Linked DNA regions of Homo sapiens: all the other regions are linked to region 3. Evidence: chromatin loops called from intact Hi-C (ENCODE). Cell type or tissue: CD4-positive, alpha-beta T cell. All regions are shown on one strand. Region 1 has its middle 110 kb from the start of MIR4272. Region 2 overlaps TAFA4 (TAFA chemokine like family member 4). Region 3 holds the start of LOC105377144 (a long non-coding RNA gene). Region 4 overlaps SUCLG2-DT (SUCLG2 divergent transcript). Region 5 overlaps TAFA4 (TAFA chemokine like family member 4). Region 6 has its middle 39 kb from the start of KBTBD8.

Region 1 (5,000 bases), 140 kb before region 3:
GACACAGGAAAGGGGAGGTAGCCAGTAAAATGTACATTGTCAAACCAGTTGTCATGTGAGTAATGGAAACTCAGTCCTGCTGGGGAATCCTGAGGATGTCCAACTTCAGAATTATCCTACCTGTAGAGTAGAGAACTTGGACATTTGTCTACCAACTTACAATAGTCATTGTTCATGGCTGCTTCCAAGAGGAATTATTCTCTGGATTTCCAACCTATTCAATGGGGCCAAGGAGCCTCTGGCCACCAGAGAAAGCCCTCAGGCCATTGGAATTTGAGGGTGCACTAATTCCAAGGAGACAGGAGTAGCTTCCCCACTTCCACAGGATCTATTACAGTTTATGATGCAATCAAATAGCTCTCCATTTATAACAAGTCAATAGCCTGGTTTTATTTCCCAGGTGGAATCTTTTCACGCAAACAATGAAGATTTCAAATGTTACATTTCAAGTGTAGGAAACACAATCTTAGAGATAGAATGGATCAGAAATAATCTAGGTTTTTTCCATTCATTTTATCAATAAGGTAATGGAGGTCTAGAGAAAAAAATATGTTCAGATTTCCTCTCATGATTGATATACCCCATATTAGCAGCCAGAGGTTCTGATTTCCAGCCCAATATTGTTTTGACCAAATTATACGGGGTTTTACCACCTCTTGTGTGTAGCTATTGGTCAAAAGTGGAAATGAAGCCATATATTACACAATATATGACCTGAGCTGGCACACTAGTAAGACTGTTATTGTCACTGGGTCATTAGAATATAATGTCACTCTATTTTCTATTTCTCAATGTTCCTTCCAAGTTACAGTGGGATTATAAACCATCCCCCTTCCCCAAGTCTTACATTTTCCACGTTCTGTGGCATTGCTGTGTCTCCCTCAGATGGTGTCTTCCTCTGCTTGAAATGGAGTTCCACATTGTAGCCTCACCAGATATTTTGTTAGCAGATAGGTGCATATTGACCTTTTCAAGTTCATCACAAATTTATTACTTTGATTCCTGCCAAAAAGCACTTCACTCCCACATCTCTTATAGCATTTATGCTGCAGTTTGCATGATTGTTTACCTGTTTGCATCCATGCATCGATTCCACCATTGTAGATTGTTTTGAGAGCAGCAGCCTAACATCATTTAGGATATCCCAGGTTGTGCTGAGGTAGTAAATGACCCCAAATCTAAATGACTTATAATAAACAGTTGATTTCTTGTGCACATTTTATTGCCATCAAAAGTCAGCTGGGGTCTCTCCTGCACATTGCCATCATTCTCATTCAGAGACCCAGACTGGCCGAGAAGTTGCTATCTGTAACATCGTGCATTGTTTTAGGGGGGAGAAGGAAAGTATAGTGTATTAGCCCATTTTCACACTGCTATAAGAAATACCTGAGACTGGGTAATTTATAAAGTGAAGAGGTTTAATTGACTCACAATTCCACATGGCTTAGGAGGCCTTAGGAAACTTATAATTATGGCAGAAGGTGAAAGAGAAGCAAGTACCTTCTTCACAAGGCAGCAGGAGTCAGAAAGAACAAAGGGGAAAGTGCCATTTTTAAACAATCAGATTTCATGATAACTCACCATCACAAGAACAGTATGGGGGAACCACTCCCATGGTCCAGTCACTTCCCAGCAGGTCCCTCCATCAACAAGTGGGGATTACAGTTTGAGAGGAGATTTGGGGACACAGCCCACCCAAACCATATCAAATGGCAAAGTATAGAGTGGCTTTTGATCCTCCTACGTGGCAACAATGTATGTCATTGCTCTGTTTCATTGGGTAAAGCAATTCTTACTATATGCTAGAATATTTGTGAGCTTTCTTAATGATTGTCTTTGTATTCCCCTTACCTGGCAAACTACAGATGTTTAATAAATGCTTGATGAATAAATAAATGAGTAAATGAACCAGTGAATATTTATATACATTTCTTATATTTGTTTGAGATGTATAAACTATATTGGGTAACGTAAATTGACATATGCTAAGGTTATTATTTTTTTCCTTCAATAGCAGATTCATCATCATCCTGGTGATCATTGAGCCTTGTGTGCCAGACATCCAGCCAAGTGCTTTAGAGATTCATTTAGTCATCATAACAATCCTGTAAGATATCTGTTATACCATTTCTATTTTATAGTTGAGAAAATCGAAGTACAGAAAGAGAGGTTATCATTTACTCAAAGTCCTATTGTGAAAAAGTGGTGAAATCAAGTCTAAATTCATGTCTATCTGGCTCCAAAGCCCCTGTTACTAGCCACTTCTGTTATACTGTTCTCCCTTAACTTCCCTTTCTGAACTTTTCATAGCCTAGGTAAGGATAGTTCCAAAAATGTGCTAGCAAGCCCATTTATTGCAGTCAGTCCACAGGTAAATATGAAATCAATCAACATAAGTACAGTGGCCAAGAGAGGCATTTTCAAGCTGGCACTGTCCAAAGCTCTTCTAATATTTGGTATTTTACACTTTTTCTAGCTCTTGACACTGTGGTTACCAAATGCAAAAAGCTAAGGTGTCCACTGGATGCTTTTACAAATACTTGAAAAGGTCCAAGATTCTTATCTGGGGCAAACATGGACACTTGGCCCCACTGGCTGCCTATTCTGAAGCTACAGAAGTTGAGCTGGCTTTCTGCCTGTCAGAATCAGGCTCAGCTTATAAACAATCACAATGTAATGACCACCCTGCCCCCTAGTGGAAGGGATGTGTGCCGCTGTCCTAGGTTCTGAAACAGCAGTTAGCCATGAGTCACAGCGGTTTCTCACATCCTCGGGTTCCAGGCGAGATCCTAGTCTGACCTATGACAGTGCGCAGAGTGGCTCATCATTTCTTTTGTCCATCGTGATAAATAGTAGAACTGATTTCATGTAAGCTGTATGGTTCTGTGTCTTCTTAAACTTACTAATTTTGTCTAGGAAGTGGAGAACACTTCTTTTTTTCCTCTGTGTATTCTCATCTTAAATGTTTATGTCTCCTCAGGTCTTGTGCAATTGTCTCAGTAAAAACATGGAATAGATATAATAAAGGTGGTAGAGTAACCACAAAGTAGTAGATAAAAACACAAGCTTTGGAACCAGTCCGACCATAGTTGAATCTGAGCTCTCGGATCCTTACTAGCTGGGCAACTTTGGGAAACTTTCCTAACTTCTCTAAGTCTCAGCTTTCTCATCTTTAAAATGGGAACATGACTGTGCCTAACTCAGAAACTTATGGGAAACCTTAAATGAAATAATGTTTGTAAAATGTTCGACCCAGATCTTGCCTCCTGATAAGTATGCAGTAGTTATTAGCTGCCACTGTTATTTTGTAGCAGTTGTTGTTTTTACTAGTCTAATTATATTTTTACTAGTCATGAAATTAATTGTGATATGACACCTGTCAAAGGTCTGCTTACTGTAATTAATATTTTGAGGAAGAATCCGTGGAAATTGTTAACTATCCATTTCCCCATTCTGTAACCCACTGTTAAATAAGGTATGCAGAACAGAGAATACCTAGGTCATATTATCTCAACTGTTTCTCCCCCCCCCTTCCAAAAATGCCAATTTCATTTTCACTCCCATTTATTATAGAAGATTGTAAAAAAAAATTCTTTCAGGAGTCCTTGCTTCCTGCAAAGTTGAAAATATTCTTCACTGTTAGCCCATGAACCTTTTACAAGGATCAGTTGTAAGAAAGTTTTTCTCAAGGACAATTTTCTATCTTCTTTTGTTCAAAAAAATGAATATTATGTAACCTAGTGTGGATGTTGCTCTGTCTTAGCAGCTAGGAAACGTATAGCCAAACTCAGTTTCTGATAGTAGTAGTGAGTTCATCTCAGATGCCTGATATTACCTGCACCCCATGCTCCTGCAGATAATCCTTATTCTGTTTTTATCATTAACTGATTTGTCTTTGCATGCACAACCTACCAAGGTTCATTTATTTATCATTTATAATTCTTATGGATAATCAGTCTATTTTGCACTAAATTTTGTCAGCTGCTATAAATATTTTAATATAAAGGGAGTACATATTCTAGATATATAAATAAACCATATTCTTAACTAACTTAATATATTCCACATAACAAGTGTATTTAAGGAGTTATTATGGAAAATAAGCAGCTAATTTTTATATTACTATGAATGAAACAAACTAGAACTAGAAAATTAGGTCAGCATGGTTCACTCGGTGTTGTTTCTTACATAGGCAATTAAAGTATACAGCAGCAAATACCAAAAGAAAAGCATGCTGGTAGGGTTAAGAACCTGGGCTCTGACTCAAAATGTCCACAGTTTTCTTTTGTTAGCTGTGTGATTTGGACAAGTTACATGATTTTTGTGTTTGTTTCCCCTTATCTGTGAAACAGAGTGGTTATGAAAATTAAATGAGATATAAATTAAAGAGGCCTGCTACATAGTAAGTACTCAATTAATGTTAGCTGCTACTTTGCCTAGAATGACCAAAAACAAGAGCTACTATTAGGCTGGGTGCAGTGGCTCACGCCTGTAATCCCATCACTTTGGGATGCTGAGGTGGGCAGATCACTTGAGGTTACGAGTTCAAGACCAGCATGACCAACATGGTGAAACCCTGTCTCTACCAAAAAATGCAAAAATTATCCAGGCATGATGGTGTGCACCTGTAGTCTCAGCTACTCAGGAGGCTGAGGTGGGAGAATCTCTTGAACCTGAGAGGCAGAGGTTGCAGTGAGCAGAGATTGGGTCACTACACTCCAGCCTGGGCAACAGACTGAAACCCTGTCTCACAAAAAAAAGAAGAAGAACTACTATTACTGTTATTATTATTACTGTTGTTATCCTTCTCTGGCCACCCTGTTTCAAGTTGCAAGACAAGCAAACAAAATCGAACAGCATTTATTATCTCCCTTCCCAGTTTTATTTTTCTCTATGTAATATTTATCACCATCACACATACTACACATTTTACTTATTCGTTTGCTCATTTTCTATCTCCCCTACCAGAATGTAAAATGTAGACAGAGATTTTCATTTGT
Region 2 (5,000 bases), 1.9 Mb before region 3:
ATCCTGCTCCAAGCCATCACCATCTCTTGCTTGGATGGCTGCAGTAGACTCCCTGTTTCCGATCCTGCCCCCACATCAGGACATTCTCTACCCAGCAGCTGGAGGGCTCTTGTGAAAACCTAAACCATCTCCTGTTTCTCTCCTGCTTAAAACTCTTATACCACATTTGGAATAAAATTCTAACAGCACACTATGGCCTACAAGCTTCTGCCTGGTCTGTCCCTGGATACCTCTCTGCCATCACCTGCTACCTAACATTACCTCCTACCTCTCTTTGCCTTGCTTACTCCCCTCTGGCCTCCCTAGCTACCTCTCCGCTCCTGAACACACCAAGCTTATTTTAGCTTCAGGCTCTTTGTGCTGTCTATTTACCTGGAATATGCTTCCCTTGGAAAGTCACATTATGTAATTCACCATGATGTCACAGTCACCTTCTCAGTGAGGCCAGGCCATCCCTGAACACCCACTCCAAGTAGCTAACCTCTTTTCCTCCAAGCTCAGCTAGTCTCCATCACATTGTTCACTTTTGTTTTCTCTGTAATGCTTCTCTCAGTCCACAGTTAACCTTATTTATGCTTGTTTACCTGTTTGTCTCCACATGCTATAATGCAAGCTCCAGGACACTGGGGATCTTGTCTACCCTCTGTGTCCAGTACTCAGCACAGGCTCTGGCACAGAGAGTTGATTAAAAAAAAAATCCTTGTTGAATTAATCATGCAGAGGTGACCCATTGAACACAGAAATAGAGCATGGATGCTGTGCTAGCTCTTCTGTCTAAGTTCCCTGTGCATAGCTAATTCCCCCTACCCACTGTATCTCCCCTTCTCTTTTCTCTACATGAGTTCTGTGGTTTCCTTTAGTGGCTCTTCCACTTCCCCCACCTAATCAAATCAAAACAAAACAAACCCATGCACATATACAGACCTTTTCTGTCCTAAAGAACAACAAACAAAACCAAAAACAGCTGGGCACGGTGGCTCACACTTGTAATCCCAGCACTTTGGGAGGCCAAGGTGGGTGGATCACCTGAGGTCAGGAGTTCACGACCAGCCTGGCCAACACGGTGAAACCTCATCTCTACTGAAAATACAAAAATTAAGGCTGGGCGCGGTGGCTGACGCCTGTAATCCCAGCACTTTTGGAGGCTGAGGCAGGCGGATCACCTGAGGTCAGAAGTTTGAGACCAGCTTGGCCAACATGGTGAAACGCCATCTCTGCTAAAAATACAAAAATTAGCTGGGCATGGTGGCGGGCGCCTGTAATCCCAGCTACTCAGGAGGCTGAGGCAGGAGAATTGCTTGAACCCAGGAGGCAGAGGTTGCAGTAAGCCGAGCCTGGGCGATAGAGTGAGACTCCATCTAAAAGAAAAAAAAAAATTAGCCCAGCATGGTGGTATGCACCCGTAATCCCAGCTACTTGGGAGAAGAGGCAGGAGAATTGCTTGAACCTGGGAGGTGGATGTTGCAGTGAGCGGAGACCACGCCATTGCACTCCAGGCTGGGCAACAAGAGTGAAACTCTGTTACAAAAAACAAAACAAAACAAAACAAAACCAAAAACACCCTCAAACTTCTTTTACTCCTTTCCATCTTTACTTTTACTGTTCTGTGCTGTTGCCTCTTCCAGGAAGTTTTCCTGGATTACAGCAGTCCCCAGTGATCTTACCCTTTTTCACATGGTTAAAGTATTCTTTTTCATTATGCTAAAACACACTGCCAAATATTGAATGGCCTACTCTGTTGGCTGCTCCTTGTGTGTTTTTGTCTTTCCAGTTAGATTTGTCTTGAATTGACAAGAATCAGTCTTGTTAATTTCCCCCAGCATGTCCCAGTATAATGCCAGCGCTGAGTCTGCTTTCAGTACACACAGGCTGGATGTTTGAACATCTTTAAATAGCTGAGGACCTTTGATAGTTTGTAGCATAGACTTGTGTTATAGAAGTAACATGGCCAGGCGTGGTGGCTCACGCCAGTACTTTGGGAGCCCAAGGCAGGAGGATCGCTTGAGCCCAGGAGTTCGAGACCAGCCTGGGCAACATGGCAAAACCCTGTCTCTACTAAAAATACAAAAAATGAGCCAGGCATGGGGATGCGTGCCTATCATCCCAGCTACCTGGGAAGCTGAGGTGGGAGGATCACATGAGTCCCAGAGATGAAGGACGCAGTGACCCCTGATTGTGCCACTGCACTCCAACCTGGGTGACAGAGTGAGACTCTGTCTCCAAAAAAAAAAAAAAAAAGTAACAAGTAACAGGAAGAACCAACAAATACTGAATCCCATTAAGCCTGCATTTATTATGTGTAGTATTCCATAGAAATAATTACCATTTTATTTAGAAGCTGTTAGTATATTTTGATTTAACTTTTTCTTTTGGTAATACTATTTAGTGTGATAGTGTTATTTAAATTATATCTTTTGTTTATTTAAGGATAGTTTGCATTCTATTTATAAATATGGCTTTATTAAAAATTTAAAGGTGTAATTATTATAATAAAAACATACATATTATAAACCAGTTAAAAATGTTAGCATAGTCAAAATATTTCCTTGTTTTGTCCACAGGAGGGCACCATTGTCAAACAAAAGATGATTTTAAGGTTGAAATGTAATACAGGTTTAGATTAAGCTTTTAAGAAGCCTTTATCCCACTAATAGATTAGAAAGGCCAATATTGTCTGCGACGGGCTTTGTCTTGCCATGTAATCCACTCATGGCTGCATTTACTGTGTATATATGTCCATGAGCTGTTTGTTAACAGTAGCTAAATCACACTGTACTTTTCCTAAAATGCTCTGTGAGTTATTGTTACAGCTGGAAGGCACCTCGGAGGTCATCCGGTTAAACTGTATTTGTTTACAGATGAGGAATTTGGGAAGCATAGAGATTAAATGACCATTCATTTGGGAGTGAAACTGGGGGCTTACATTTATTCATTTATTAACAAAACATATTTAACTTCCACGGTATGCAAGATATTATACTAGCAGCTGGGGTAGAAGAGAAATAAGACATTATTCTCCCCTCAAGAACTTTACATTCTGGTTATAAGTAAATAGACTCCCACTTGCCCATAGTAATGATGATAGTATTAGAAGACCTATTATTTAATGTTTACAAATATTTTTTATGTAGAAGTTAGATCCTATCATGTAAAAACTTTTCAGATAAAATTCAAGTACTTGGCAACTTGTAGATAATCTCCAAAATTTATGTTGGCTATTGATTATGTTAAATAAAATCCTTAGACATTCTGTTTTGAATATTTGAAAAATGAGAAATGAGAGGAAAATTTCCAATTAAAAACTGGTCCAATTAAAAGAAATAAACCCTCTGCAGTAAGGATAATTGGGCCTTGAGAGATTTATGGCTAAATTGTCATTACCGTTAACATTTGTTCAGCCCCAGACCTGGGCAATTTCACTTGGACAACAAGTTGTGGAGCCATGCTGGGTGCTGCTGATTTTGGTGAGCGCATTTTATTTTATGTAACTTGCCAGCTAAGTTTTCAGTTTTATGTATACTGGATCTCAGTTATTCATTATTACTTAGCAATGATTGCTTTTGTACTTTTTACTTCACGGTCACTTGAAGGCTAGAGTTTTTCTTCATTAACGAAATGCGTGGTTTGACCATATATCCATTAGGAAGGAATTTATCAGTGCACTTAAATGAAGATGCTGTGTGGTTTTAAGGAATTTCTCAGTTCTTAAAGTGACAGAGTGTAAACCATATATAAACATAGCATGTCTATTTATTTAAATCATCTCTGACTAGAAGAGCGTTTTTTAAAAATGGGAGAAGAATCTTATTTCTTTCTTTGTACATATTTATGGGCATATGTACAGTTTTGTTACATGTATAGCTTGTGTAGTGGTCAAGGCAGGGCTTTTAGTGTATCCATCACCTGATTAATGTACGTCATACCCATTAACTGATTTGTCATCATCCACCCCCCTCAAACCTTCTCACTCTGCTAAAACAACTCTCTACCACCTAATTTAGATGAGATGGTATTGGTAACACTTGAAATTAAAATGCCATTTATAAAATTCTTTAATATTTAATAGACAGTTATTGTCTTTAATGGCTCATTTACAACATACTTTAGCATGTTGTAAAATGGTTCAGTAGTAAATTCTTCACTGATGTTTTTAAGGAAGCAATAAAAAGCAATTTATGACAGGTATATACCACATATTGGTGGGAAAACATGTCTGCTTTAACATGTAACAATGAATACTCTCTAAATTACAAAAGTAATTCCACATATGTGATCATTATAAATGATGGCTCAGTGGAGGTTCTGCCGTGTATCAGGTGCTTGAAATATATTCACATAAACGTTGGTAACCTGTTAAGCACATTTACTTTCATCAGCACACTCTTTAATATAAGAAGATCATTAATACCTGCCTTATTTCAGGATATATTTGTCAAGAGAGAAGTTACATTTCATTGTGCATGCTTTGGTGGAAAAGCTGTTTGCAGATTTCTAAAGACAATTCAATGTGATTGTGTTATTTAAGCAACTGGAAATGGAAACATATTACCTCATTTCTGTCTAGAGAAATGATGAATGGTTTTATGTAGGCAAGTTCTGCTTCGAGATTTCTATTGATTATCCCAGAATGGAAAGACATCACTTAGTGGGATAGTCTCCCCCCATCCCTACCCTTCCACTCATAAAACCCTCTAGTTACTCCCCAAACCCAGATTGCTGCTTTCTGAAACATTTTTCACTTCCATCATCTTCTGTCTGGGTGGAAATTAGTGTGGAAAAATGATTTACCACAATATCTAAACGCTTTAGGGTGTCACCTCTTACATCATTAGCTGAAAAAATTATTCCTACTTGTGCCCTAGTACTCAAGGGGCTGAGTACAGAAGGCACCAGGCTATCCCGGTAGATCCCAGCCCGGGAGGTCAGAGATGAACTGATGGTGAGTCTGGAAATAGCTAATTATCCAAACCTCCTCACTCTGGAGGTGATGCAAGATGGGC
Region 3 (5,000 bases):
GTGGGCCAATTAAACTACTTCTTCTTTTTTTAAAATAAATTATCCAGTCTCGGGTATTTCTTTATAGCAACACAAGAAAGGCCTAATGCATGTAGGGTGATCATCTTATCCTCCTTTTCCCAAGACTTCCCCAGTTTTTGCTGACCGGAAGTTCTGCTTCCCCAGAAAACCCTTCAGTCCCAGGTAAAGCAAGACAAGTGATTGTTCTAACTACACATTTTAGTGTGTGATGAGGCCAGACTGAGCCTAGCCAGAGTAAGCCACCCTCTGTTCATTCTGACTTTGCCTTCTTTCTCACTTCTGAGCTGTCCTTCCTGCCTCATCTCCTTCCCCCAGCCCTGTATTGAAATCCTACTCATAACTCAAGAACCATTCAATGCCACCAGCACCAAGACTTGGTGACAAGATTAGCTATATTAACATTATTACTATGAATAAGAGCTAACCTTTATTGAAACTTCTGTCACATTTTAAGTGGATTTCTGTATGTAACGATCACTTCACCCTCCATCATGTACACTCTACAATTATCTCTGTTTTACAGATGTAGAAACTGAGGCTCAGAGAGAATATTATAAATTATCCAGGCCGGGTGCGGTGGCTCAAGCCTGTAATCCCAGCACTTTGGGAGGCCGAGGCGGACAGATCACGAGGTCAAGAGATCAAGACCATCCTGGCTAACGCGCCAGGCACGGTGGCTCAAGCCTATAATCCCAGCACTTTGGGAAGCTGAGGTGGGCCGGTCACCTGAGGTCAGGAGTTTCAGAGACCAGCCTGGCCAACACGGTGAAACCCCGTCTCTACTAAAAATACAAAAAATTAGCCAGGCATGCTGGTGGGCGCCTGTAGTCCCAGCTACTCGGGAGGCTGAGGCAGGAGAATGGCGTGAACCCGGGAGGCGGAGCTTGCAGTGAGCCGAGATTGCGCCACTGCACTCCAGCCTGGGCAACAGAGCGAGACTCCATCTCAAAAAAATAAACAAATGAATTATCCAAAGATATTTAAAAAGCAAGAGGTAAAGCTGAGATTTAACCCCAGATCTCCGTAACCCAAAACTTCATGCTGCTAACTGTAATAGTATATGGTACACATTGTCTCCCTTCCTAGATTCTCCTCATGTTAAATTAACACCTTTTTTTTTTTTTTTTTTAGAGATGGAGTCTTGCTCTGTCGCCCAGGCGAGAGTGTAGTGGCGTGATCTTGGCTCACTGCAACCTCCACCACCTGGGTTCAAGCGATTCTCCCGTCTCAGCTTCCTGAGTAGCTGGGATTACAGGCATGCACCACCACACCCAGCTAATTTTTGTATTTTTAGTAGAGACGGGTTTCACCATGTTGGCCAGGCTGGTCTCTGAAACTCCTGACCTCAGGTGACCCGCCCACCTCAGCCTCCCAAAGTGCTGGGATTATAGGCGTGAGCCACCGCGCCTGGCCAAATTAACACCATCTTTAAAATAAATGCCTGTTAGGCCACTTAGCACTCTACACTGCATTAAAAACTTTATACACCTGACTGACTTATTTCTGCTGCCAGACACTCAGCTCCTTGATTTCAGGAACTATGTCAAATTCATTTCTTAATCCCCCAGAGTATGAAGGAGACACAAGAATATGTGTTGCATGAGAGAACGGACATATAGACAGATAGACATTTTTAAAGTGAGCCTTTAAAGAAAGCAGCTTTAGATGGGGAGGTTACGCCAGGCAAAGTTAATAGTGATACGAATACTACTAATTGCAGCTAACATTTGGTGAATTCTTCCTCTGCACCTGACAGTACACCATCTCATTTTCATAAATTACCTGTGGAGAAAAGTCTTATTACTTTCCTAGTTTTTCAGATGGAGAAACAGAGGCTCAGAAAGGTGGCAATTTGCCTAAAATTGCATAGCTGGTAAATGGCTAAGAGGCAGTTTTCAGACCCACCTTTATCTGATTGCATAGCATAAAGCTGTGGACGCTATGCTTTACATACTGAAGAAACGGGAGAAATTCCAGGATGTGCTTGCAGAAACACCGAGTCTACCGGCTGAGAGGAAGCATAGAGGGTGCGAGGAGAGTGGGCATGAGGCTGCTCTTTATTTTACAGAACCTTCCCATTCCCTGTCTCATTCGGCAGGGGTAATAATGATAGCTAACATTTGAGTATTTTTTTGAGAAAGCACCATACAGAGCACTTTTCATGGGTCAGCAATCTCATTCACTCCTCACAACCCTTTAAATAGATGCTGTTATTAACCTCATTTTTGTAACAGAAAATGAGGCTTAATGGGCATGGGTGGATACTGAAGCTAGACTTCTTCAAAACCTCTTCTTTGAGGTTTGCAAACACTAAGGAGAGTTGATCATGGCAATAGCATCCGACCAGACATCTCCTCGGAGTCTCGCCCCCACGTGGAGCTCGAATGAAGCTCGCGGGCTGTTTCAGCTGAAACCTCTTCCTGCGGGCGCGCCAGAAAGACAGGCGCCATCTCAGAGCTTCCTGCAGGACTCAGCATCTGTAAGTAGTTCAACACTTGGCACCCCCAGCGTGTTTCTTATATTAATTTGGGGTTATATTTTGACATGTGATCTCCTAACCTGAAGAACAGGGTTGTATATTTAGGCCCCTTCAATGTGGGCTTAATTCCACCAGTTAACTAAGCTGCACTTAAAGGTTTGAAAGAGCGGTATGTGTTCAGCTCACAGCAGTTTCCCCTGTAAGGAAGAGGCCGTCGGGACGGCCTCAAGGCTTCTCTTTGACACCAGAGAGAAGGTGAAAGTGAGAGCAGCCAGGCGTTAGCGTCAACCACAGCTGTCCAGGACAGCCTGGACGCATAGGCGACTCTCCTCTGCCACCTAGCGCTGAAAAGAAAGGTCTCCTCTTTCTGACATTCTCAACAACCGTTTCTCTTGTGTGGACAAGGAATCTAGTTGTCCTTTGCAAGGGGTAATTTTGTGGTATAGAAAAGGTTATTCATCCTCGGCTGCTTTTCTCTTTTTTTGAAATTTGGAGCATCTTGATCTTTTGGAAAATGAGTTTTGATATTTTGATGTGTGGGGAAATAAAACTAAACCGAGGTGGATCTTGTATATTTATGTGAATGTGCACTTCATGGAATCAATTTCAATCTCAGAGTCGGCCCTTTGACAATATAATGCAGGTTTCTTCTCACCCGTGCTCCCTATCGTCTGGCTTTTCAGAAATTGGTCCTTTTATACAATAAGCATGAGGTTGGACAAAAATGAAGTCTGAAAGCTCCAGAGCAATTTTTGAACTGTGACGTTTAGTTTAGAAATCTAAGTTTAGTGAGCCTTTTTAGGGGAAAGATGACATGCTGTACTTCAGAACTTCCTTAGGGGAAATAAGGAGACTATTGCTCTTCCTGTTTACAGATGCAGAACAGCCCCTGACTTGCCCTTTCCATCTTACTGCAGTGCCCTTGAGCTTCTGAATGTTGTGGGTGTCACTTAAGTCTCTAAAGTCTTGTTTCCTTGACCTCCGAGCCTTGCAAAGGAAAGAGTTTATGTCTATGTAATTATTATGATGATTCGTGTTACATATTTATATTTATTTGGGAACTAAATTTTATTTATCCTAGGTGTGCTAAATCTTTAGCACACCTGAAATTTATTTGGGAAATAAATTTTATTTATTTTAGGTGCGCTAAGTTTTTAGCTCACCTAAAAATGTTATAAATGTGTTGAAACCAAATAAAAACAGCAAAAACCCTGTGTAAATCCCTACCTTTTGAATCCATTTTTCAGATAGTAATTTTAAATTGGTAAAATTAAATCACTAACTACTATAACTGTCTTCTGCACAAACCTACATGTACAGAAGCGCTAAAAAGAAGTTATCTTTGGAACTTTTAAACTCATTTTCTTGTATTGACACTAAACTCCGTGAGATATGGTGGGGCCTTTTCTTATTATCCCGTAGAGCTCAGTGGATTTGGCGTAGCTATGTGGATGACGGTTGAAACAAAAAACCATGATAGGCTATGGATCTTCTAATATTCACAAAATTTTATTGAACAACTTTGTTGAAATAGATGATTATCTGCTGTTTATCGGGGAGAAGAAAAGCTTTTCAAATTATTACATTTTGATGTTGAAGAAAAATTTTAAATCACATGCAGATGCCTGTCCAGAAAGGTTAATTTTAAAATGATAGCCTTTGCAGATTCTACTAGGGCCGGCAACAATCACAGTTTCAAGAAGAATTCAGGCAGGTTATGCTAACTACTACATAAATGGCTAAAACTGGAAATGATATTCAATCTTCTATGTCAGGGGAAACCACATTCTATTTCTTTTCCTATAGCTATATTGTTTTTGTATATTATGTGCATATAGGAATTGTGAAAACAATAATTTTAAATTTCTATGTACATTTAAAGAATTAAATTGTTTTTTAAAATCATTCAATATGGGCCAGGCGCGGTGGCTCACGCCTGTAATCCCAGCACTTTGGGAGGCCGAGGCGGGCGGATCACGAGGTCAGGAGATACAGACCATCCTGGCTGGCATGGTGAAACCCCGTCTCTACTAAAAATACAAAAAAAATTAGCCGGGCGTGGTGGCGAGCACCTGTAGTCCCAGCTACTCTGGAGGCTGAGGCAGGAGAATGGCCTGAACCCAGGAGGCGGAGTTTGCAGTGAGCTGAGATGGGGCCACTGCACTCCAGCCTGGGCAACTGAGCAAGACTCCTTCTCAAAAAAAAAAAAAAAATCATTCAATATGCTTGTATTAAAAGACAATGTTTATGAACATAAAATGTGTTTGTCTGTTTGCTCTATGGGATTATGGTACATTGACTCTATTTGTAGTATAGCCATAAAGAAACAACTTCAAAATGAATGAAGAAATGATGATGATGATGATGATGATAAAAAGTTTTTTAGATGCATGGCACTATCCCACAGTGTGTACATGTATTATCTCATTTGAATTGCACCCAATTCTATAAGGTGGTACTGTTGTTCTCTATTTCACAGACGAAGACTGAGTCTTTCTGA
Region 4 (5,000 bases), 820 kb before region 3:
GCACTCCAGACTGGGTAACAGGGTGGGACCCTGTCTTTAAAAAAAAAAAAAAATCTTCGAAGCTTTAGCTTGCACAGCAGTCTCTCCTCTCTCTCTCTCTCTCTCTCTCTCTCTCTCTCTCTCTCTCTCTCTCTGACAGAGACATTTGCTCCTTTTGGGCAGTCTATGATAGTGTGATAAAATAGGACAACTTCTGGCTTCCTTTCCTCCAGGCTATTTTCTCACTCTGTTCTAGAACATTCTATCTTTTTTATCACTTGTTTAATATTACCTTATACCTCTACAGAATAACTATCTTTTCCAAAACACTTTCACATACACTATCTCATATCATCTATAACTATTCTTTGAACAGAGATACACATTACCATGACACCTTGACCATCAAAGAACAAGGAGAAGGAAGCATCAAATCCAAGGTCAGGAGGAGCAGGAATTAGAACACAGGACACTTTTTTCTACACTGTGCCTCACCCAATTGACAGCATATGACATGATGAGGTTAGGGAAGAATGACAAAATTATGCCTGGCCCATGCCTTTTAGGGGTTTCTGGTAAGCTTTTAAATAACAGCATGGGGTTTGTTTTCAGCTTATGATCTACTCCAATATCCACATTGTTTTTTGCTGTGTCTATGCATAGCCTGGCATTCCAGTCTTGGAATCATGTCTTTCACATTTGTCCATATTGACTTTGCTTCCATATGAAATATTTACATAGGTTTATCACTTTGTCATCATTTAGAGTGGCATCTGTTTGCCAAAAACGAGTCAGGTCTCAGTCACGGCGGCTTGTTGGATCGGTGTGAGCGTCTCTGAAGGAAAGGAGAAATTGCCTTTTGATAGGCTCCCTTAACATTGAGTTACTTTATTAATTATTAACTGACATTTCATTATCTTTTGCTTTCAAATATGTTTTGGGTGTTTTCCTTCATTTCAGACTTACAACAACCTGTGGGATATGTTAAACAACTTTTATTATCCTACGTATTGGCTGTTGGAAGGTGAAATTATTTAAAAATGTCACAGAGCTAAAAGCATGATGACCCAGGTCTCCTACTTCTCAGGCCTGTGGTCTTTTTTATTAAATATGCTAAGTCACCTTATTAAAGAAAACACTAAGAAACAATGACTTTTCAAACATTCCAGAGACTAATTTTGTAATTAAACTAAGAGCTACCACTTGGTGAGCATCTAAGTTTTAATTTACATCTATAAAATAATATTAAAATGCTTTCTGTTCCTTCTGGAAACCAACTAAAGTCCCAAAGTCCCAAGAGACTATAGAAAACCTCATATTTAAAAAAGAAGGTGGCCAAATTGGTCATTTTACCCACACCCCCATCATCTCATCCAGCTCATATAGGCAGAAGACTAGAGTTAAGAGAGATTGTTGAATCAGGAAATTGTTGGCTGAGTGGCTATTGCACAAACCAAGTTAGGGCATTTCCATGAAGTGAACGAAGGCTGATTATCAGATGGGTAGATTAAGGTTTCATTCCCTGGCAGCCTGCTTGCGGGTGGACAGAAAAACATGTTAGTGTTCCCCAACCTATCCCCATTCCCCAAGACAGAACTCGGTGGCAGAATTCTTGAAGGAGGTTTACATGTATTCCTTAACTATGGGAGCATAAGCAAAACAAGAAGCTGCTATTTACTTCCTTTCTGAGGTTTTCTGAGTTTACCATCTGAAGATGGTAAACTGGCTGCAGACAACACCAATAACAGGGAGAGGAGAGGGCAACAGTGGAGACTGTCTACACAGCAAGCATGACAAGTCTCCTGTATACCAAGAATCTTCACCTGTCTCAGACCAACCTGATGGGGCCACACCCAATATCACTCCATGAAGGGAGCAATGAGCCCGCAACAGAAATAAGCTGTGGTGTGAACCACAAAGGCAGCAGCTAGTCAGTGCCTCCAAATCCTCAAGCAGTGGGAGATGAGCATAATTAAATAATTGCCCTGACTTATGTCAAGTTCCCTAGAAGCACAGATTGAGACAGAAATTCACATGCATGAGTTTTAGTGATAGAGATGCCTCAGGAGAAACCAGTAAAAGGAGGGAATAAAACAGAAGAGGGAAGAAAAAAGAGCCAAGCTAGTGTGAGATCACAGGTCCATCTAGCCAGATTCATGGGTAGAAAAGGGCTCTGTAGCTTAAATTACCCATCAGAATCATCTCCTATTGAGGCAAAGGGCTGGCCTTATGTGTCTCTGTCATTCATCCGCTCTTGGCAACTGGAGTGAGAGTGGGCTAAACTAAAAACAATTCTCAGGAGAAGGAGCAGGGGGCAGCAGTGAGCCATTCAATGCTCAGGGTAATGGGGGATGTGTGCAATAGAGCAGACAAGAGGATCCACTTGGGGAACCAACAGCACTCCTACATCCCCTTCTTCCAAAGAGAATGTTCCAAGGTATCTTCCACGTGGTATTTCAGAGAGATGGAGCCCCAGTTACCCATAGTAATGACCTGCTCTAAAGCTTTTGTTGGTTTTTATTTTTTCCTCTTTTCCTCTTTTCTTCACTTGTACTACCTGCACCCACTTTCCAGATAGACTAACTGCACCCATATTCTTCTCTCAAGATCATTTCAGGGGAAATCCAAATTAAGACAACTATCCAAATGAAATGATTGTTATCACTGAAGGTTCCCAACAGCCATGGGCTCCAATTAGATAGCTTTAAGGAGCAAGAAATTAAAGATCGTGTTGGGGGGAAAAACAAAATAAAGCTCTTTCCTGCTTGCACCACTATGAAATTTACATTGGTTAACAAATTGATACCCATTCATTATCTCATTTAATCCTCACAGCAACATTCTGTAGTAGGTATAATTATCTCCACTTTACATGAAAAAACAGAGGTTCAAAGAAGGTAAGGGTGTTGCCCAAAGCCTCCCAGCTGAGATTCAAGTTCATGTTATTTAATTCTAAAGCCAGCAAACATTCTTGTTTACTAATCCATTCATTTGCATTTGCTCATTTTAAAATTAAATGTAGGTTTCTAGAACAACTCTTAAGACAATTGTGATGAGAAGTATACTTTTTATGTGATGAAGGGGCACATTTTTCTTTTTCTAATATAGCCAGGAAGACGAAAAGGGCAGATAGCATGTTTTGTTGTTAAACTGACAACATTATTGATATTTTTCAAATTATTACAAGAAAGACCCAGCATTCACATGTTTTATTTAAGGCAGCTTCTGCATTGTTTGGACATTACATTATTTATGTCAAAAACAGTATTTTGGGTGAACATTTATTCACCCAGTAACATTTATTAGTTACAACTAAGCAGTTTTAAGACCAGAATAAAAGACTGGAAAAAGGAGGGTAAGGGGAATAAACCAGTGTCTTATTTCTCTGGGACTCTCCCTGACATGTAGATATTTTGTTCAAGTTATAAACTAAATTCCCAATGTTTGCTCTATAGGGTTGACACAGCTCCCCAGGCAGACAGCTGTTAGGAGGGACTGTTAAATCAGCCAGGTAAATGGGAAGATGTCAACCACAGTTTCTGTACAGAAGGCTATGCTGTATGGTGATTAGCATGATAAAAACATCGGTATTAGGCAACCTTTGATTTAAACTAGACCATGACACTCAGCTATGCAATCTTAGACTAACTACTTATGCTCCTTAAGTTTCAATTTTCCAAAATGCAAACTGGAGAAAATAATGGTAGTCAACTGTATTCATCTGTTTTCACATTGCTACAAAGATAGTACCTGAGACTGGGTAATATATAAACAAAAGAGGTTTAATTGACTCATGGTTCCGCATGGCTGGGGAGGCCTCAGGAAACTTACAATCACGGCAGATAGGTGAAGGAGGAGCAAGTACCTTCTTCACAATGCGGCAGGAGAGAGAGAGCGAGCGAGAAAAAGGGGTAACTGCCAAACACTTCTAAAGCATCAGATCTCAAGAGAACTCACACACTATCATGAGAACAGCATGGGGGAAACCGCCCCTATAATCCAATCACCTCCCACCCAGCACCTCCCTCAACACTTGGGGATTACAATTTTAGATAAGATTTGGACAGGAACAAAAAGCCAAACCATATCACTAACTGATAGGGTTTAGGAAGGATTAAATAGGATCAAGTTACAGCACTCACTAAATTTTATCCATAATCAATAAAATGTTTATTTTTCTGATTAGAATAGGATATAAGGAAGACACTTTAATGAAAATGAACACAGTTAATTTTGCAAAGTTTGACCTATGCTGTTCCAGTCTTAGCCACACCCTAGTTTCCTGGACACCACCAGTATCATGTCCATGAAGAGGTTCGACTTGCACATCAGGATGACTGCATGACTGACATTGCTTATCTGGAACAATTCCACTTATAACATCTCCTGATGTGGTGCCTTTTGGGAATTAACCCTCTCCCCTAGGAACGCAGCAGGAGTAGAGAAGTTTGCAAACACAGTGGAGAGAGAATATATGTCGATATGGAGTGCTGTAAACTTACATTATTGTGAATCTGGGATGACAGCATAAGTCACAAAAAGGGAAGCATTAAATGAATTACACAGGCCTTCTGCAAGAAGTGGCAATAAAACAGTGGAGTACCCTTCGCCATCCTGTATTTCATTTATGCCACATAAATTCAACTTAAGAATCTTATCTTAATTCTTTCCCATTTTTAGCCTCCTTCACATTCCCCCTGTCATATGACTCGGAATTATTCTTTCATTTCATGTGTATTTATTGAGTGCCTTCTCCTTTGTATAGAAGTCCCTATAGGGCATTATCAAGCTGTAAGTGCAAGCTATGGTGGTTATCTACATGGATATCTCACCAAATTAAATTGCTTTCCTGATATAAAAGATAGATAATAGAGAGCCAGGTAAAAAATAACTGTGTATTAAACTTCATATGTAATCACTCTTTAACCAACACCATTATTCTGTGTAAATTAAGAGTAAATGTCAACTGATTTTATGGTTGTGCTTGTGAGAATGTTAATACTATGACAAAAAAGGACACT
Region 5 (5,000 bases), 1.9 Mb before region 3:
AATTGGCAGGTTCGTTTCTTTTAAAAGGAGGCCAGGGCTAACTCTTGTTATTTCTTCAACTAGCAATTTGTCCTTTTGTTCCTTTTTTTTTGGCTGTAAGCAGTGCCTTATTTCCCCACAAGAGGGTAGCAAATATGTTTTGTGCAGTGGAAAGATGCCTTCTGGAAGGAAGTTTCAGAAACTCAACTCCTGTGGAATTAAAGATTTAGGGATCTTCCTAGAAATTTCATCTGGTATAGACACGAGTAGTTGGGACACAAAGCATCTTACAACTTTAAGATTTATTCCTGTGAATACTAGGAGACTTCAAAAATTCAGATTTTTATCCTTTAAAGATGGAGTCATAGCTAGTTTTCTGATGGAGCTGAGAAAGTTGAGAACTTGGGTGCTATTGATTTATACGTTCACTTTAATAGTTCCATTTCCCTAGAGAACTTTGAATATAACCTGGACTGCACTATTTCAATTCCACAAAATGCTGTGGTGCTTGGTGACTATTTAATAAAATCTGTTGGCATAAAGTCCCTGGAAAAACTGGGGCACACCTGGAAATGAGGCAGGAAAGGAAATCAAATGTTGGGGGGTCTAAAGTCAAACCTAATTCTGGTTCTGGTACATCCTGGCTGTGTGGCCTTATCCAGGCCACTTAACCTCTCTGAACCTGTTTTATCATCTGTAAAAATGGAATGATATCCATGCCTATTTTATTTGGAGTTATTGGGATAACTAATAAGGAAAAATAGGTGAAGGGATTAGCACATAGTAAACATTCCATAAATGGCAGCTGTTTTCACATTTGGAGGCATCGAGAATGAGTGTGGAAAGGTTCGCATTCCAGGAACAGCTGAAGACTGTGAGCATGGGTAGGTAGATGTGGTCAGAGCCTTCAGGGTTTGAAGATTTCTCATGCATAAGAGAAAAAGGCTTGTTTTTTCATTGTTCTAGTAAGCTGACTGTGGCGAAGAAAGTTGCTCTATGAAGACTGAGGTTTCAGCTCAACCTTAAGGAGAGAAAGGCTTCAACAAGCTGGGGAACAGAGTGACCCAGAAGGGTGTTGAGAGCCCTTTTATTTGCTGGCCTTGACCTAAATCTGCTGTAGAGAGGATGTATCACTGATTGGGAAGTAGTTAGATGTCAAGAATTGTGAAGGGTCTGAGCTTTTACCCTCCTTGCAAGCTAACAGGTTAGCTGGTCATAGTTTCGTGGATGCTGGGCAGAAGGCATGAGATGCTTGGGTCAGAGACAAAAGATTTTACTTTATTTTAATTAATCAATTAATTTTTTGAGATGGAGTCTCCCTCTGTCACTTATGCTGGAGTGCAGTGGCGCAGTCTCGGCTCACTGCAACCTCTGCCTCCCAGGTTCAAGTGATTCTCCTGCCTCAGCCTCCTGAGTAGCTGGGGTTATAGGCGCCTACCACAGCGCCCAGCTAATTTTTGTATTTTTAGTAGAGGTGGGCTTTCCCCATGTTATCCAGGCTGGTCTCGAACTCCTGACCTCAAGTGATCCACCCACCTCGGCCTCCCAAAGTGCTGGGATTACAGGCCTGAGACACTGCGCCCGGCCCGAGACAAAAGATTTTATTACTCATGGCAGAGGAAGCAGCATGAGCTTCAGTTTTGCTTCAGTTCTTCTTTCATTCTTGGGCAAGTTATGAAACCTCTTCGGGACTCAGCCTCTTTCTATGTAAAATGAGAATAATAAAAATAATAAAAAATAAGTCTCACGGTTATAATAAGGAATCAATTAATACCTGGGAAATGCTGAGAACTGTGTTTGCTTAGTGAGTGCTCAAATGCTAGTTATCCTTATTTAGAGCTGTCTTCTTCTTTTGAATGTTATCTGTTTTGTAGAGGTTCTGTACTGTTCAAATTTATGGAAATTTAGGTTTTCTGTTTTTTTTTCTGTTATAAATGATTATGCAAAATATGCATGTTGTGATTGTGTGTTTTGGTGGTTTATGTTATTTTTAACTTAGGGTAAATTTTTTGAAGAGCAGTTGTTGCATCCAAGTTTGATCCCATGTTTTCTGTCCCCTATGATGGCTGAAATTTATAGGAACCCTGCAAATACTCTTGACTAAATAGCATACGCTGTTTTAGTTCTAATTTTCTACAATAAACCTGGTAATTTCAAAAATACTAACTGAGTGGGGAATATAACATCTACTACAGGAGTCTCTCTGAGGCTTAAATTTGAGATAACATTTGTGAAAATGATAAAATTGTATGTACAGGCGGCTATACTTGTACTTTGCCGGCAGAAATGAATTGTACTTAACACAGATGCGTTTGAAAAATGATTTGCCTGCATTGCCTAAGTTCTGACACTAGGGGGTAGGCAAGGCTTATCATAGCTAAATAGAGCCACATGTAATTTTGCATGTTATAAAGCTGCGCTGAAAAAAGTAAAAGGCAACAGAGGAAATTAATTTCACTAACACATTTTATTTAACCCAATATATTCAAAATATTATCATTTTAACATGTGACCCTAGCCACGTTTCAAGTGCTCAATAGTCACATGTGGTTAGAGCCTACTATGATAAGTCCCATGAACTAATAATGAGTTAGGTCTTAATGTTGCTTTTTTAAAGATTGGAATTATGGGTTATTTTAATTTTCATGGGTCAGTCATAGAGCACATTGTTTTATCTCTCTTTATTTCACTTAATTTCTTTTATGTTTTATTTAGTTATTTAGTTCTCTCTCTCTTTTTTTTTTTTAAAACAAATGACTACTAAATTTAGAAAAAGTACCAGGTAAGTGGGATTCGTAACCTCAAGTAATAAAGAATGGGGAAGAGTTCTGTTTCCTGATGAATAGCTTATGCTGTTATTCTCTGCAAGAGCATATTTTTAGGGAGAGGGAAGTGGCAAAAGTAATTTGACAGTGTGTGTGTGTTTATGCATGTGATATCAACCATTAAGTCTTAAAGTTACCCACTAGCAAACTTATTTTGATCAATAATGAGCACTTACCCACTGGGGTAAGTGAAACCTGATGATACCATTTTAATATGGTTTCTCCTGTACTTTTCTCTATCTTCCTTCTTCCTGTCCCACTTCCAGTGAATGGTTATTTCAGTAAATCTATGGATGTATTGCTATGCAGGCAACTCCACAATAGCATACACTATTTTATGAGCAAGAAAAAGAAAAGACTGTGGAATGGTTTAAAGGTCCTATGTTTTGGTAGCAATGGAAAAAGGCATCCATAAGATAGTGGTTACTTTATTCTCTCCCTGGGGAGCTTTTGCACGAAAAACACAGAGGGCCCACTGCAGCGAGATTCCATCTGAACCTTACAAAGTAGAGTGCAGGCACCTGTATTATTTAACAACCGTACTATTGATTACTCAGACCTGCAGCCAAAGATGAGAACAAATGATTCAGAAGTTAAAAAAAAAAAAAAACTGGAAGTTTGACTCTAGCTCCTATCAAGGTACAGTTTGATGTGGGTGGTGATGTCTCCATTTCAGTCTTGCTATGACATAGTTAGGCTGAGGAGAGTTGTCACCCTGTCAAGGTGACCTCCATTTCCACCTCTTGGGAAGGACTGTGAAAATACTTACTCATTTTGTACCAGCTCAGCTTTTTGAATGCTAAAAGCTTCCATGGTGAGGGATTCCACTAGCCTCCGTTGTACCCCATATTATATTTCTTCAGTGCCATCTTGATGGGCTCAGCTTTTAATAAGAAGGGAAAGGAACACATTATATGCAGTGTTCATATTTGGCTTCTTCTCACCTCCTCAGCTGCAAGTTCAAGTCCCAGTGCCACTGGCAAGTTCAGCTTTGTGAAATGTCTGACAAATGAGCATGCTTTACATCCTTTGTGTGTGTGTGTGTGTGTGTGTGTAAAGAAAGGGTTGTATTACTGACGGGAGTAAAGAATTTCAGTTCCTCAAATGAGCTTGTGAGCCATCCTACTTGGCAGAGTAGGCTTTTTCACCCTTCCCTCTTTGAGTCTTTAGGGCAGAACAGGCAACTGTCTTTGAAGAGTTCCTCGGGTAGTTTGGGAAAAGATTCTCCTTACCCTTGAGAAGAAATTTCCCTTTTTCTTCTTTCAAGCCACGGCCTTAGACTCATCTAAACAAAGCCTACAATTTGGGGTTTAAAAAGCTACAGGTCAATACCTCATCTGTATGCCAGTGCTATACGAGGAAATTGGAATCATTTGTTCCCTATAAGGAAAATAAAATCATTGGTAAAAAGAAACAGCAGGGGTAGAGACGGGGCAGGAAGAAAAATGACGTTTTGTATTTTCCTAGGTGTTGCTTGGATGCTTTAAATATTTTGGTCCATATGGTAGTCTCAGAATAGAACACTGGAAATAATATTTTTGAAGGGACATTTAAAAACCCATTACAAAGGATTGATTGTGAGAAGACTGTGTTTGCAAGAGTTAAAAACAATTTGACTACTAAGGCCAAGTACCATCAATGCTTATATTTTAGGGTATGTCTGAAATCAGATAAGAACTATAACTAAGTCCGACAGGGTTAGAAGGGCCTGAGATTGTTGGGTGTCTCCAACTGGGCTCTGTTTTTTTCTTAGCTGTTGGGGATTGGGTAATGGGATCCTAGAAGCAGAGAGGGAACAATAGAGAAATTTGTTTCAGGAAAAATATAATATAGGCATGAAATGAAAGAAGTGAATAGCAACAGTGTTGTTAGCAGCAGGCAATTTTTCAGTAGCTCATCACTGACATTGCACAGCTACCTGGGAAAGGGCTGGGAATAAATACCAGCCATCCAAGGGTGTGGGAGATTTCAGCAATCCGAACTTGGTTGTGCATAAAGGAGTCAAGAGGTGTGTCTTCTTCCCCAAAGTCAAACAGTTACAGATTTTGGAAAAGTCTCCTTTGCTCTGGAAAGTCTTATTTGTTGTTTAGAAAGCATTTGCAAGAAATAGTGGGAGGCTTGTCTTTCAAGTGGCACTTTCAAAGGCTGGTTGGATTTGAGCTAGAGAAATGAACATGTGAACATGTTGCTGTTTTC
Region 6 (5,000 bases), 65 kb before region 3:
ATTTCTTCCCTTCTGTCAGAAATAATTCCTCAGTTTGGCCTTCCCACCTCTATACAGTCCAATAACGGACAGGCCTTTACTAGTCAAATCACCCAAGCAGTTTTTCAGGCTCTTGGTATTCAGTGGAACCTTCAGACCCCTTACGGTCCTCAGTCTTCAGGAAAGGTAAAATGGACTAATGGTCTTTTAAAAACACACCTCACCAAGTTCAGTTTCCAACTTAGAAAGGACTGGACAATACTTTTACCACTTGCCCTTCTCAGAACTTGGGTCTGCCCTCAGGATGCTACGAGGGTACAGCGCATTTGAGCTCCTGTATGGACACTCCTCTTTTTTAGGCCCCAGTCTCATTCCAGACACCAGCCCAACTTGGACTGCACCCCAAAAACTTGTCATCCCTACTGTCTTCTGTCTAGTCATACTCCTATTCACTGTTCTCAACTACTCATAAATGTCCTGCTCTTGTTTACACTGCCTGTTTACACTGTTTCTCCAAGCCATCACAGCTAATATCGCCTGGTGCTATTCCTAAACTGCCACTCTTAAAGTGGATAGATGATCTTTGCTGACAGGGTACACTCCAATACTTTCATCCAATGAAGTCCTATTCTTTACTTTTATACTCACTCTTATTCTCATTCCCATTCTTATGCCACCCTCTACCTCTCCCCAGCTGTCTCCACCACACTATCAATCTCACTCACTGTCTCCTAGCTGTTTCTAATCCTTCTTTAAAAAACAATTGCTGGCTTTGCATTTCTCTTTCCTCCAAAATCGCCAAAGCCTCAACTTACTCACTGCTAAAAAAAGGGGACTCTGTAGATTTTTAAATGAAAAGTGTTGTTTTACCTAAATCAGTCTGGCCTGGTATATGACAACATAAAAAAAACTCAAGGATAGAGCCCAAAAACTTGCCAACCAAGCAAGTAATTACACTGAACCCCCTTGGGCACTCTCTAATTGGGTGTCCTGGGTCCTCTCAATTCTTAGTCCTTTAATACCTGTTTTTCTCCTTCTCTTATTCAGACCTTGTGTCTTTCATTTAGTCTCTCAATTCATCCAAAACTGTATCCAGGCCATCACCAATCATTCTAAATGACAAATGCTCCTTCTAATAACCCCACAATATCACCCCTTACCACAAAATCTTCCTTCAGCTTAATCTCTCCCACTCTAGGTTCCCATGTCGCCCCTAATCCCGCTTGAAGCAACCCTGAGAAACATCACCCTTTCTCTCTCTATACCACCCCCCAAAAATTTTCACTGCCCCAACACTTCAATACTATTTTATGTTATTTTTCTTATTAATATAAGAAGACAGGAATGTCAGGCCTCTGAGCCCAAGCTCAGCCATCGTATCCCCTGTGACCTGCACATATACATCCAGATGGCCTGAAGCAAGTGAAGAATCATAAAAGAAGTGAAAATTGCCAGTTCCTGCCTTATCTCATGACATTCCACCATTGTGATTTATTTTTGCCCCAACTTAACTGAGCGATTATTCTTGTGAAATTCCTTCTTCTGGCTCAGAAGCTCCCCCACTGATCACCTTGTGACCCTCGCCCCTGCCTGAAAGAGAAAAACCTTCTTTGACTGTAATTTTCCATTACCCACCCAAATCCTATAAAATGGCCCCAACCCTATCTCCCTTTGCTGACTCTCTTTTCAGACTCAGCCCGCCTGCACCCAGGTGATTAGAAAGCTTTATTGCTCACAGAAAGCCTGTTTGATGGTCTCTTCACACAGACGCACGTGACATATACAAGCAACTATAAATATGTATTCTTAATGTCCTCCTTTTTATACACAAGGTGGCATACTAAGACAATATTTTACACTTTGCTGTTTTCACTCCATAACATATCTAGGAGTTCTTCCTATGTCAATACATACGAAACTCTCATTTTTTTTTTGATAGCAGCATAGCATTCCATTATATGAATCAAACATGGTTTATCAACTAACTGGTCCCTACAAATGACATTTAAAGTGTTTCTTTTTTTTTTTTTTTTTTTTTTTTTTTTTGCTATTTCAAATATTGCTTTGGTGTAGTTTATAGTTTGGTATAGTTTATATGTTTAGTACGAGTGAACTGTTGACCCATAATTTAAGGTCTTCTACTCCTTGATTCCAACCTATTTTGTGCTCCTTCCTACCCCAAGTTTGACTTCTCATCATTTCCTCTAAACAACTCCATATTTTGACTTAGCTTATGTTGCTTTTAGCCATGAAAAAATTGTTAAAATCATTATATATACCTTTGGTTTTATGGCTTCTGAGCTTCTAAGATCATAAAGGAATATTCTTATTTATTCTTCTAATGTTTTTATGATTTCACTTTTTACATTGATATTTTTGATCCACTTGGAGTTTATTCTGTAGATTGGAATTCTGTATTCTATAGATACAGTTTTTTTTCTAGATAGCTAGCCAGTTGTCCCAGTACCATTTAGTGACTAATTCATATTTTTTTCCATTGACCTAAGATGGCTTCTTTATAATATGGCATGTGTTTTGGTCTATTTCTGCACTGTCCTGTTCCATTGGATTCCCTGTCTAGTCTTGAACTGCTACTATAGTGTTTAAGCTATTGAAACACTTAGGTGTAATTTGCTATCTGATGGGGCTAGTCCCATCTATCAGCTTTCCTTTTTTAGAATTTTTATTTTTGAATATTCTCATTTATTTTTTCATACAAATTTTTATGTAGTTTTTCCAGTAAAAATGAAAGAAAACAATATTTTATTGACATAATAACATATTAAATTTTGAATTAACATAGGAAAATTGATGTCTTTCTATTTAGTCTTCTTGATCTAAGAACATAATAGTACATATTTCCATTAATTTGATTCTTTTTTTAGTCTGTTGACAGCATTTTGAAGTGTTCTTCATCTAAATCTTGCATGTTTCATAAGTTCATTTCCTTTTATCTTTTCGGCTGCTACTGTAAACAGGAATTTTCCTTCTATTATATCTTTTGTATTTTTTTTTCATCTCTAGACTTTCAAGTCATAATACAATTGATTATTTTCAGGTTTTCAGGAATGAAAGAAGAAATAGATAACCTGCAACACATTTCCGCATTTATGGTGGAAACAGGCTTTTACAATAGTGTAAAATCTGAGGCATCACCTCATAGAAAATATCAAATCTTAATCAGAAGTCCTTACATAGGAGTTGGTAAAAGGAACCACTTCGGTAGTTGGATTCATCAATTCTCAGACCTTTCCCACAACCCACATCATACCAGTAACATTATCCTTCCTGCTGCTAAATGTATCCAACTATTGCAAACTGACTTTTCTCAGAATTCACTGGTAGCAATTAAGGATGTTTCTGTTTAATATTTAATTTTAAGACTTATTTTTACTTAAGGTATAGTTTATATGTTTAGTACGAGTAAACTATTGACCCATAATTTAAGGTCTTCTACTCCTTGACTCCAACCTACTTTGTCCTCCTTCCTACCCCAAGTTTGACTTCTCATCATTTCTCTAAACACCTTCATCTGAAATGCATCCCCCAACTTCATCTCCACCAACCAAAATTTGATCTGTAACTCGAAGCCCAGCTAAAATTGTTCTACCTCTCATAGTTCTAATTGACTAGCTCTTTCACATTCCTAATTAAAACTGACCCTTCTCTTTCTCTCTCTCTCTCTCTCTCTCTCTCTCTGAATGTCCATGCCATTTTACCTGTAGGTTTCTCTGGTAGGAAGAATGCTCCTGAAAGATGTCCACATCTTAATCCTTGAGGCCTATGAGCATATTATGCTGCATGGTAAATGGCTACAGACCTAAGATGGAAGGAATATCTTGGGTTATGCAGGTTGGCCGAATTTAATCATATAAGCCCTTAAAAGCAGAGAACTTTCTCAAGCTGGTGTCAGGGATATGTGGCAGAACATGAAGTCAGAGAGACGGGAAGCATGAGAGCTCTCCCTGCCATTGCGGGTCTGAAGGTGGAGCCAGTCACATAAAAAGCATGAGAGGGAAATGAGTTCTGCAAGTAAGCAAGAAGCTCCTAAGAGGACCCTGAGTGCCAGGGGAGAACTGCAGCCCCCACTGATACCTCGATTTTGACTTATTTTATTTTATTTTATTTTACTTTATTTTATTTTTTGAGGCAGGGTCTTACTCTGTTGCCCAGGTTGGAGTAGAGTGGCACAATCACAGCTCACTGCAGCCATGACTTCCTGGGCTCAACCAATCCTTCCTTCTCAGCCCTCAGTAGCTGCAACTACAGGCATGTGTCACTGCACCCAGCTAACTTTTAAACATTTTTTTTTTTGTAGATACATGGTCTCCCTATGTTGCCCCAGCTGGTCTTGAACTCCTGGGATCAAGCAATCCTCCTGCCTTGGCCTTCCAAAGTGCTGGGATTACAGGCATGAGCCACTGCACCTGGCCTATGACTAATATTTATAGTACACAAAATCCCAATATAATGGAATCAGGTTCAAGTGGTTCAGATTACTAGAAATCACAGTGAGAATTGGAGGTAAAGCTGACACAGATTCTCTGAACAGAACTAGCAAGTGAGAAAAATGATAGGGCACACTGGCAAATCAAGAAGTAGAATTGAGTTAATGGTGATGGCATCAAAATAGATAGAAACCTTTATATAAGCATGCATTAAGCCCTTCAAAGAACTGAAGAGGGTGTGTGTGTGTGTGCACACATATGTGTGTGTATGTGTGTGTGCATGTGTGTCTGTATAAGATGCGGGTGTTTGGGGGCAGTTTCGTCATGACTAAGACCATTGGGACATCTGCAGTCAAAGAAGGTAAAGGGAATCCAAAGTCTGGTACTTGATTGTAGAACAAAAAAACTGTGATGAACTCAAGCACGTATCAGTTCACCCTTTCTTCCAATTTGCAAGACACGGAGCCTATAATCAATCACTATTTTTAGAGAAAGTAATGATTAGATGGAAAGGAATCAGCAGAAAGCACATGGTTTACAGAATTGTTTCTCACAGAGGTTATTGTAACCAGA

The links. Hi-C counts contacts between places; a loop is a spot of excess contacts. Peaks named below come from ENCODE experiments on the same cell type or tissue, not always from the same donor. Only the 100,000 strongest peaks of a DNase experiment are listed, where the experiment ranks them.
Region 1: it touches region 3 in a loop (4-fold over the local background); 30 of 110 quality-filtered maps call a loop at or near these places.
Region 2: it touches region 3 in a loop (5-fold over the local background); 28 of 110 quality-filtered maps call a loop at or near these places.
Region 4: it touches region 3 in a loop (3-fold over the local background); 8 of 110 quality-filtered maps call a loop at or near these places.
Region 5: a loop joins it to region 3, with 12 times the contacts of the local background. A loop is called at or near these places in 39 of 110 quality-filtered maps.
Region 6: it touches region 3 in a loop (3.0-fold over the local background); 58 of 110 quality-filtered maps call a loop at or near these places.

The regions. Positions count from the first base shown.
Region 1 is chr3:67,111,710-67,116,709 of GRCh38, reverse strand. No RefSeq gene overlaps it. Among named protein-coding and RNA genes, the nearest start is that of MIR4272, 110 kb to the left of the region's middle. RefSeq lists a silencer at 2,599-2,648. In CD4-positive, alpha-beta T cell, CTCF peaks have their summits at 2,537 and 2,738 (motif pointing left); a DNase peak (open chromatin) is centred at 2,699.
Region 2 is chr3:68,891,397-68,896,396 of GRCh38, reverse strand. All of the region lies in intron 1 of TAFA4 (TAFA chemokine like family member 4), which reads left to right. Among named protein-coding and RNA genes, the nearest start is that of TAFA4, 39 kb to the left of the region's middle. In CD4-positive, alpha-beta T cell, CTCF peaks have their summits at 2,150, 2,349 and 2,550 (motif pointing right); a DNase peak (open chromatin) is centred at 2,576.
Region 3 is chr3:66,969,845-66,974,844 of GRCh38, reverse strand. LOC105377144 (a long non-coding RNA gene) reads left to right here and starts at 2,427. Exons shown (of 4, transcript XR_940939.2): 1 at 2,427-2,500. In CD4-positive, alpha-beta T cell, CTCF peaks have their summits at 2,603 and 2,821 (motif pointing left); DNase peaks (open chromatin) are centred at 2,414 and 2,814; H3K4me3 peaks cover 1,089 bases; H3K27ac peaks cover 709 bases.
Region 4 is chr3:67,787,539-67,792,538 of GRCh38, reverse strand. All of the region lies in intron 3 of SUCLG2-DT (SUCLG2 divergent transcript), which reads right to left. Among named protein-coding and RNA genes, the nearest start is that of SUCLG2-DT, 140 kb to the right of the region's middle. In CD4-positive, alpha-beta T cell, a CTCF peak has its summit at 2,268; a DNase peak (open chromatin) is centred at 2,298.
Region 5 is chr3:68,873,643-68,878,642 of GRCh38, reverse strand. All of the region lies in intron 3 of TAFA4 (TAFA chemokine like family member 4), which reads left to right. Among named protein-coding and RNA genes, the nearest start is that of TAFA4, 56 kb to the left of the region's middle. In CD4-positive, alpha-beta T cell, CTCF peaks have their summits at 142 (motif pointing right), 2,125 and 2,335 (motif pointing right); a DNase peak (open chromatin) is centred at 2,332.
Region 6 is chr3:67,034,620-67,039,619 of GRCh38, reverse strand. No RefSeq gene overlaps it. Among named protein-coding and RNA genes, the nearest start is that of KBTBD8, 39 kb to the right of the region's middle. In CD4-positive, alpha-beta T cell, no CTCF peak of the experiment used is centred here; no DNase peak of the experiment used is centred here.